2 separate regions of the Homo sapiens genome follow, and region 1 is linked to region 2. The links are chromatin contacts, found by Hi-C or POLR2A ChIA-PET in ENCODE. All regions are on one chromosome and are shown on one strand. Each heading gives the region's core, a stretch centred on a gene start or an enhancer-like site at or near the end of the contact. The rest is flanking DNA. Distances are from core to core; before and after follow the strand shown. Region 1 overlaps ESR1 (estrogen receptor 1). Region 2 overlaps CCDC170 (coiled-coil domain containing 170).

The links. Hi-C counts contacts between places; a loop is a spot of excess contacts on that map. ChIA-PET counts read pairs that join two places held with the same protein, here RNA polymerase II (POLR2A).
Region 1: a loop to region 2 is called in a map of CD4-positive, alpha-beta T cell, with 3 times the contacts of the local background. The contact joins two enhancer-like sites. A Hi-C loop is called at or near these places in 1 of 168 maps with a recorded cell type or tissue (CD4-positive, alpha-beta T cell). POLR2A ChIA-PET finds 5 or more read pairs at or near these places in 1 of 52 experiments (activated T-cell).

Annotation. Positions count from the first base shown.
Region 1 is chr6:152,060,950-152,064,967 of GRCh38, reverse strand. It overlaps ESR1 (estrogen receptor 1), which reads right to left. Exons shown (of 8, transcript NM_000125.4): 6 at 3,844-3,977. Among named protein-coding and RNA genes, the nearest start is that of ESR1, 260 kb to the right of the region's middle. Within about 2 kb of position 1,612, at least 4 of the 41 ENCODE cell types and tissues checked have a DNase peak (open chromatin) inside an H3K27ac peak, as active enhancers do.
Region 2 is chr6:151,500,822-151,504,775 of GRCh38, reverse strand. The region is part of intron 1 of CCDC170 (coiled-coil domain containing 170); the gene reads right to left. Among named protein-coding and RNA genes, the nearest start is that of CCDC170, 8.8 kb to the right of the region's middle. Within about 2 kb of position 2,060, at least 2 of the 41 ENCODE cell types and tissues checked have a DNase peak (open chromatin) inside an H3K27ac peak, as active enhancers do.

The sequences.
Region 1 (4,018 bases), core at 363-2,862, 560 kb before region 2:
AATTTCCCCCTTATCCACAATAACCCAAGGAGATGGGTCTTGCTTTTTCCATTTAATAATTTGATATCATCTAGATCTGTGGAGCACTGAAGAGCATGATACATTTCAGAATGGTAAGAACAGATGGGAAAAATGAGGACTTTCCAGGTCCTCCTGGCCATGTCTAGCAAATAAGCATCTATTAAATGACTGAATGATGTAACATCTGTTGACAGTCCACAGGCTAAATAGACTGTGAGGAATCCAAAAAAATACAAATAGTTTATAGGGAGATTAGGAAATACATGCATAAAGAGTGAGAGAAAAATCCAGGTTAACTTTAAAAATGCAAAGAAAAAAACCCCACACAACAGTAACATTCAGTTTTGTATACCTGGCACAAAGTCCATAGTAGGAACTCAATAAACATTGAATTATTGAATAAATGAATGAAATCAACCAACTAACCAAATCCTAGACTGTGTGGTAGTGACTGTAAGAATTGAAATAGTCTAGAGAGGAAATTCATTATGGACTGGGGTAGTCGCAAAACTTCCCGAATAAGGTGAGCTAGGCCTAGAAAAATGAGAAATAATTGAATGATATGCAGGAAAACTGAATTCCCATTGGGCAGAGGGGATACTGTGGGCAGGCCCAGAGTCTCCACCATGGCCCCCTTTGCAGCTCCAGCTCCCATCCTTCCTCCGCAGCTGCTGCTTCACGGGCTTTTGCCCTGGGCCCATCACTTCTGTTCTGATTTGCCCTACACTTCAGCTCTGTCCAGCTAGTTCTCAGAATGTCTTGAAGTTGGCATCTTGGATTAACCAGGAATGCCTCTGTCCTTTGGTGTGGAGTGGAAAAACAAACAACGTGTGTCCTATGGATGATTCCGGGTTTTTGCAAGCAAAGTAATAAATTATTCTAAATGGGGCAGAAATGATGACGAATATCTCCCACTCCCAAGCAGCTGTGAAAATGGCTTCCCATGGAAATTTTGGCATTTGAGAGACCCTCTCCAAACTTCCAGAAAGACATTCCGAGCAGGTCCTCACAACAACCTTTCAATTCCCCTTGTGCCTCGGCCACAAAATCGGGGCCAATATAAACCCAGCCTCCTCAGACCTTGGCGACTGGGGCTCAACACAAAACCTTGGGTTCCTCCATACACTGAGGTTTTGTTTCCCAGGTGTCAGAAAGGCATCTTCTAGCTCAGGTTTCCTGAGCCGTTTCCAGCTTGGCTTCTGTCAGAGATTCCTGGAGTCAGAGTCACTTGGTCATTGGTCTCATGAGAGGTAGAGCTGCCCCGTATCAGGGCCATGAATCAGTTGGACTTTTAGAAAAATCCATATCTCCAGTTGTGGAGAAAAATTGTTGATTGTGGTATGACCACATGCTTCATATGACTGATTGCTTTTTTATTCTGAAAAAGGCTCCTAATGCTACAACATTGTGTGTCAGTCTTGCCCTCTTTGATGCTGTTTTTCAGGAACAATAGGAGACATGAGGAGCCCTGCTCAGCAGCAGATCCGCTTTTCTGGGGCACAGCTCACTTTTGTAGGGAAAAGAGTGGTTTCGCTTTGTACAGGGTTGAGAGACAGCTTCTGTTTGCTTACTGCTCTCCTGAGCCAGCAGTACTGTCCTTGATAGAAAAGAGGAGCTGCCAGCCGCTGTGTTATCTCATGAAAAAGACAACTATAAACTATGTCAGCATACAGTGCCTTGAATTTCTACAATAGCGTTTCTGCCCTTCAAGAGCAAAGAAGTGCCAAGAAGATCCTAAGAAAGAAGTGCACAGAAGATCCTAAGAAAGAAGCGAAGGAACAAGGATGGAGTATGAAAGTTTAACTAGTCTGAGAAGGAGGCAGACAGGGGCCAAATCCTGCAGTGAGAAATATAGTCTTGAGGTTTGGGTGCCAGTCTTTAATAAAATACTTTCTTGTGAGGGCTGAAAGTTTTTTCCCCCTGGGTTGTAAAAACCCTGGGTCTATGAATCCAACTTTTTGGTGGCAAAAATCCTGATATTTCTTGCATAATAGTTTTAAAAACTCACTCTGCCATAGGAACAGAAACAAAACAATAATGCAGGAAAAGTCTATATGGATCTGGAGGAAATATTTTTTATTACTGAGATCAGAGCATCCACTGTGTGGATCATACAACTCTGGCTAATTTTACTTCCTGTCTGGGGTACTTTTTCTCAGTAAAAGTTCGGGGTGGGGAGTCTTAACACTTAATAGGCCTGCCTTCTCTGAAGTTCCCAGATTGCCCACATGAAAGCTGTCAGCACGTGCCAGCCCTCCACCGAAGAAGGCACAGGTTCAGGACCTGGCACCATGTAGCTGAGTGGCACTGCTCCCAGAACTCTCATCCAATAAAGAGCCATTGTGGGATCTGGACCCTACAATGTACAGGACAAACGACTGAAATGAAAAGCACAATGCACGTGAGTGGAAACAGAAACCTGAATGGAGTGGTAATCACTTCCTTAGTGTGGATCACATCATTTATCATGGGACTTCATTCTGTAATTCAGTCCTTGCCTAGTGTAATAGTACAGATTTCCATTTATTAGTTGATAAGTGAGAATGATTACTGTGATAACCATTAGGCAACACAGGTTACTAGTGGTGGTGGGGAAGAGAAGTGGAAAATTGTCATGGGAGGTGGGAAGGGATTGGCATTCATCAGAAAGAGACAAAAACACAAGAAAAGAGAAGGAAGGGCTGATTCCATTAAGCAACACAGGTTCCTAGCAGTGGTGGGGAAGAAAAGTAAAAAATTGTTAGGGGAAGCGGGAAGGGATCAGCACTCATCAGAAAGAGACAAAAACACGTGGAAAGAGAAGGAAGTGCGGATTCTCTATGTATGTGATCAATACAAGCTGCAATTCAGCTATTGAGGAATTTGAGACTATGTCTAATGGCATAAGAAACTAAGTCAGGCCCAGAGATTCGAAATAGCTATGATTTCTATGTGAGAATGAGGGATGAGGCACAAAGTGGGGTTAGAGCCAGGGGGAAAGGTGGAGCTTAAGGGGAGCTGCTGTACCGCTGATACCCAATGTGAGCTTTAGGTCCCAGAGGCTGTAGAGCTAGAGCTTAGATCCAAATACCAAGAGGCTAGGAGGAGTCAGGGCACTAATTCAGGCTGAACCATAGTTTCCATCTTGGTGACATAGAGTAACTCTTTATACAACAGCCAGCCTCACTACATTGAAAACAAAAACAAAACAAAAACAAAAACAAAAACAAAAAACAGATGTTGCTCTTAGCTAAGCTTTCTCAAACAAATAAATACGAAGGGGCAGTAGAATCAGACTTCATAGAGCAAATGGAAAATGTTCTTTCAGCTGGACAATTTATTGCATTCCACATTCTTCTGTTTTAGAAACAGGTTTTTCTATCTCTAAGCCAACTATATTTTTAGCTAGTCAGTTTTGACCAGAAACATGGTCTGTCTCAAATAACCCTCTTTCTTTACTATCTGGAGCCTGGAATTGGTCACAATTTCTTAACAGAATTACTTGGTCTACTTATTTTCAGACATAATATAACTATCAACTAACATATGTCTATATACATGTACCATTTGAATAAAAACATCCTATCTGTGAAAGCATACAAAAATTTTAGCTCAAAGGCCATTTGATTCAATGCCAAATTACAATTTTTCATGTGTCTATTTGGCTAGCATGGTTCTACCTTTATAAGGAATCTGCAATGTTGGTAGGTTATTTTAAAACGTGTGTCAGTAGTTTCTTTCTATTTATGACATTATGCCTTTGGAGTGGGTAGATCGTATCTGGTTGAAAACTACAAATAAACATTTCATCCAGCATTGAGTTATCTTGTGTTATCAACTCACCAGAATTAAGCAAAATAATAGATTTGAGGCACACAAACTCCTCTCCCTGCAGATTCATCATGCGGAACCGAGATGATGTAGCCAGCAGCATGTCGAAGATCTCCACCATGCCCTCTACACATTTTCCCTGGTTCCTATGAAAACATAGCAAAAATAAATAAATAAATAAAAAGAT
Region 2 (3,954 bases), core at 811-3,310:
TCTGCATCTCTAACTAGAGACTGACATTTCCAACCGTCTAGTGACCATCATTTGCATGTCCTGATGGCACATCAAGGTCAGCATTACCCCCTGACCATCACCACCATTGCCCCAGTAACCTCAGCAAAACTTCCCATCCCTCGTCCCTCCCTGGTCTGCTACAGCACACTGTGTAATTCTGTTTGTTCATTGTGTCTGTCCCTCTAGGTCCTTCTCTGAGACCATATATTTACTCTAGTGATGCTTGCCTTCTTCCTTTTTAAAATTTTATTTATTACCAATTATTTTTTATTGGTAAAATTGGTAAAAATTTTATTTATTACCAATTATTTTTTATTGGTAAAATTGGTAAAAATTTTATTTATTACCAATTACTATTTACCTAACTCAACTGTAAGTAAGCTCCATAGTTGGAGTGAAACAATGCCTTCTACTTTTTAACTCCATTTGTTGCCTGGCACATAATTTTTTTTTCATTTTTATTTCAATCCTACGGAAAAGTTGCAAGAATAATCCAAGGAACTCAAGTATGTTTCACTTTGATTAACCAATTGTGAGAACATTGTGCTACATTTGATGTATTCCTTTCTCTATGCGTATATTACAATATGATTGCTGAATCATTTGTGAGCAATTTGCACACACTATGGTCCCTTACCTCTAAACACTTCAGCTTGTATTTTCTAAGAACAAGGACATTCCTCTTCATACAACTGTCAAATTCAAGAAATTTAACAATGACACTATATTATTCACCAATTATCTCAATAATGTTCCTTAGAGAAACAATAAATGCATTGCATGTAGCTGCCAAGTATATTTAGTCTGTTGAATCTGGAACAGTTTTGCAGCCTTTTTTTGTCTTCTGGCACAAGGTTCCATCTGCAATGCACTGAGAAAAACACACCTCTTATCCAATTGCCAAAAGTGCCCCAAATGATTAACTTGAATCTAATCATGAGAAAACATTAGATATACCCAAATCGAGGAACATTCCACAAACTGCACTCTTTCTAAACACATTGCTGGGCGCGGTGGCTCACCCTTGTAATCCCAGCACTTTGGGAGGCTGGGGCAGGTGGATCACCTGAGCTCAGGAGTTCAAGACCAGCCTGGACGACATGGTGAAACCCCATCTCTACTAAAAATACAAAAATTTGCTGGGCGTGGTGGTGCATGCCTGTAACCCCAGCTACTCGGGAGGCTGAGGCAGGAGAATTGCTTGAGCCTGGGAGGCGGATGTTGCAGTGAGCTGTGATCGCACCATTGCACTCCAGCCTGGGTGACAAGAGCAAGATTCCACCTCAAAAAAATAAAAATAAAAATAAAAATAAACACATCAAGCTCATTCCCACCCAAGGGCCTGGCACCGCTCTTGCTGTTTCTAAGACTATTCCAATTCAGCATGTTATCTCCTTGGGGAGCCAACCCTACCCACCCTACCCAGACTAGACTTTAGCCCTCACCCCATTCCATCTCCATCCTGTTATTCTGCTTTATTTTCTTTTCAAAGGACTTAACACTCTAAAATTACCTTGTTTGTCTATTTGTTTACTTTTTAAAAATCTATTTCTCACACCAGGATATAACTTTTTTTTTTTAAATGTAGTCTCGCCCTGTCGCCAGGCCAGAGGGCAGCGGCGTGATCTCGGCTCACTGCAACCTCTGCCTCCCGGTTTCAAGCAATTCTCCTGCCTCAGCTTCCCGAGCAGCTGGGACTACAGGTGCGCACCACCATGTCCAGCTAATTTTTTGATTTTTTGTATTTTTAGTAGAGACGGGGTTTCACCATGTTGGCCAGGATGGTCTCCATCTCTTGACCTCGTGATCCTCCCACCTCAGCCTCCCAAAGTGCTGGGATTACAGGCGTGAGCCACCGCACCTGGCCGCGGATATAACTTTTGTGAAAGGGGGACCGTATCTAAAAGAGCACCTGCTTGAAAATGGGCACTCATTTTAGAGTTGGTCAAGGAAAAAAGTTCTTTATCTTCAGTGCCTAACAGAGTGCCTAAGACTCAATAAATGTTTGTCAAGTGGGTGACTAATACAATGTATGATTCACTAAGCAGAATATTTATGGTTCCCATTTCCTCCTGAGTTTTCATTTTTGCTTACTCCAAACATTCATAAGATTTCAACAATAAGAGTTCCTTTTCAGTGTTCAACTATCCATTTCTTTTAGTCTGAAGTAGAAAAGACTTAGGGAAATGGGACAATTATAGTCAAGTCTTAAAATTGTTCCTTCTTGCACAGATATTGAGGTTAGACTATGATGGCCTTAATATGCTGAAAAATGCATTTTTATATGAAGCTAATAAGGAAGATTCAAGAAGAAAAGCATAAGGGAAATTCAGTCAATGAAAAGGAAGTCATTTCAGTTACTCAGAAATATAATTCAGATATTTATTTTTATGAGACTGACCCACTCCCTATGGCACTAATGAGGGAACTCAGATATTTATTGATTTATTATTTACTAATTATTATTGTCATTATTATTTTTAGAGTCAAAGTCTTGCTCTGCACACAGCCTGGAGTGCAGTGGCGTGATCGTGGTTCACTGCAGTCTCTAAACTCTTGGGCTCAAGCGATCCTCCAGTCTCAGTATCCTGAGTTGCTGGGATTACAGGTATGGGTCACCATGCCTGGTTTAGACAGTTATTTTTATGAGCAATATCTGAACATGTAGATATATAAACTATCAGCAATAGCTGTGCTGGTATCAGTAAGAGAAAGAATGAGGTGCTACTGGTCTGCCTCAGCAATGCCTTTGAACTTCTCTGCCTTAGATCAAAGCCACCAAAGCACCAATATCAAAGGAAAGAAAGTTGGAAGCAAAACAAAGAAATAAGGAAACCTTGGGTAAAAGAGCATAGCATAAATAATTCCTGGCTCAGCAAATGTTACTCCCTTTTTCAATTAAAAAAAATCAAGTTGTCCTTGAACATGGAAAAAAGTAAGTCTTTATAATTATTAGTCAACTCAATTCAAGTACAAACCAAGGAGTATTCACTATTGTTTGAAATACACTACACATTATATTTGGTAACAGTAAGTAAATACACAAGCAGTCTCTTTAAAATATGCAAAGAAAAAGTTTGGCATTCAAAAAGCTCTCCCCTACCTTTTCTTTGAAGATTTTATCTCATCTCTAAAGCCAGGTGGTCAAAGAGCAGATAGATACCAAGAGAAACTAAATGTTAAAGCTAAAATGAAGTTGGATGTGTAAACGGATTAACTGGTTATCATTTATTGAGACTTTTTTATTCTGAAATAATTTTAGAATTCCAAAAAAGTTACAAAACAAAACAGAGTTTCTATATGCCCTCTAGCCAGCTTCCCCTAATAATAACGACTTATACAACTAAGGTAATCTATTAAAACCAAGACATTGACATTGTTACAACACTATTAACTAAGTAATAGGCCTTATTCCAATATAATCAGTTTTTTTTTCACTAATGTCCTTTTTCTAGTCCAGAAGCCATTTAGTTTTCATTTTTCCTTAGTCTCCCCAAATCCTGACCTTGACACTTTTGAAGAGTCCTGGTCAACATATTGTAGAATATCCTTCAAGGTGGGTTTGTCTAACGTTTGCTCATAATTAGATAGTCATTATTTTTAATAGTATAAAGCATTTTAATTTAAAACAAGGGGAAACATTTAATTACTCATCTAATTCACTTCCTACCAATAGAGTACAATTTCTAAGCTTTTGTCTGGCTTATTATTTCATAGACAAAAGGCATTTATTCCCTTGGGTAATTGGGGAAAAATAATCCTGTTAATTTTTACAGCCACATCCCAAATATTTTACATATTTCTATTCTTCACAGTGACGTCACCAAATTTGCATTTTAGCACTTTTAGCAGCTCTCTTACCAAATTTTTGTCTGGTTGATCTACAAAATACTAAGAGATATGTTTAAAATATTCTCTTTAGTTGTGGATTTG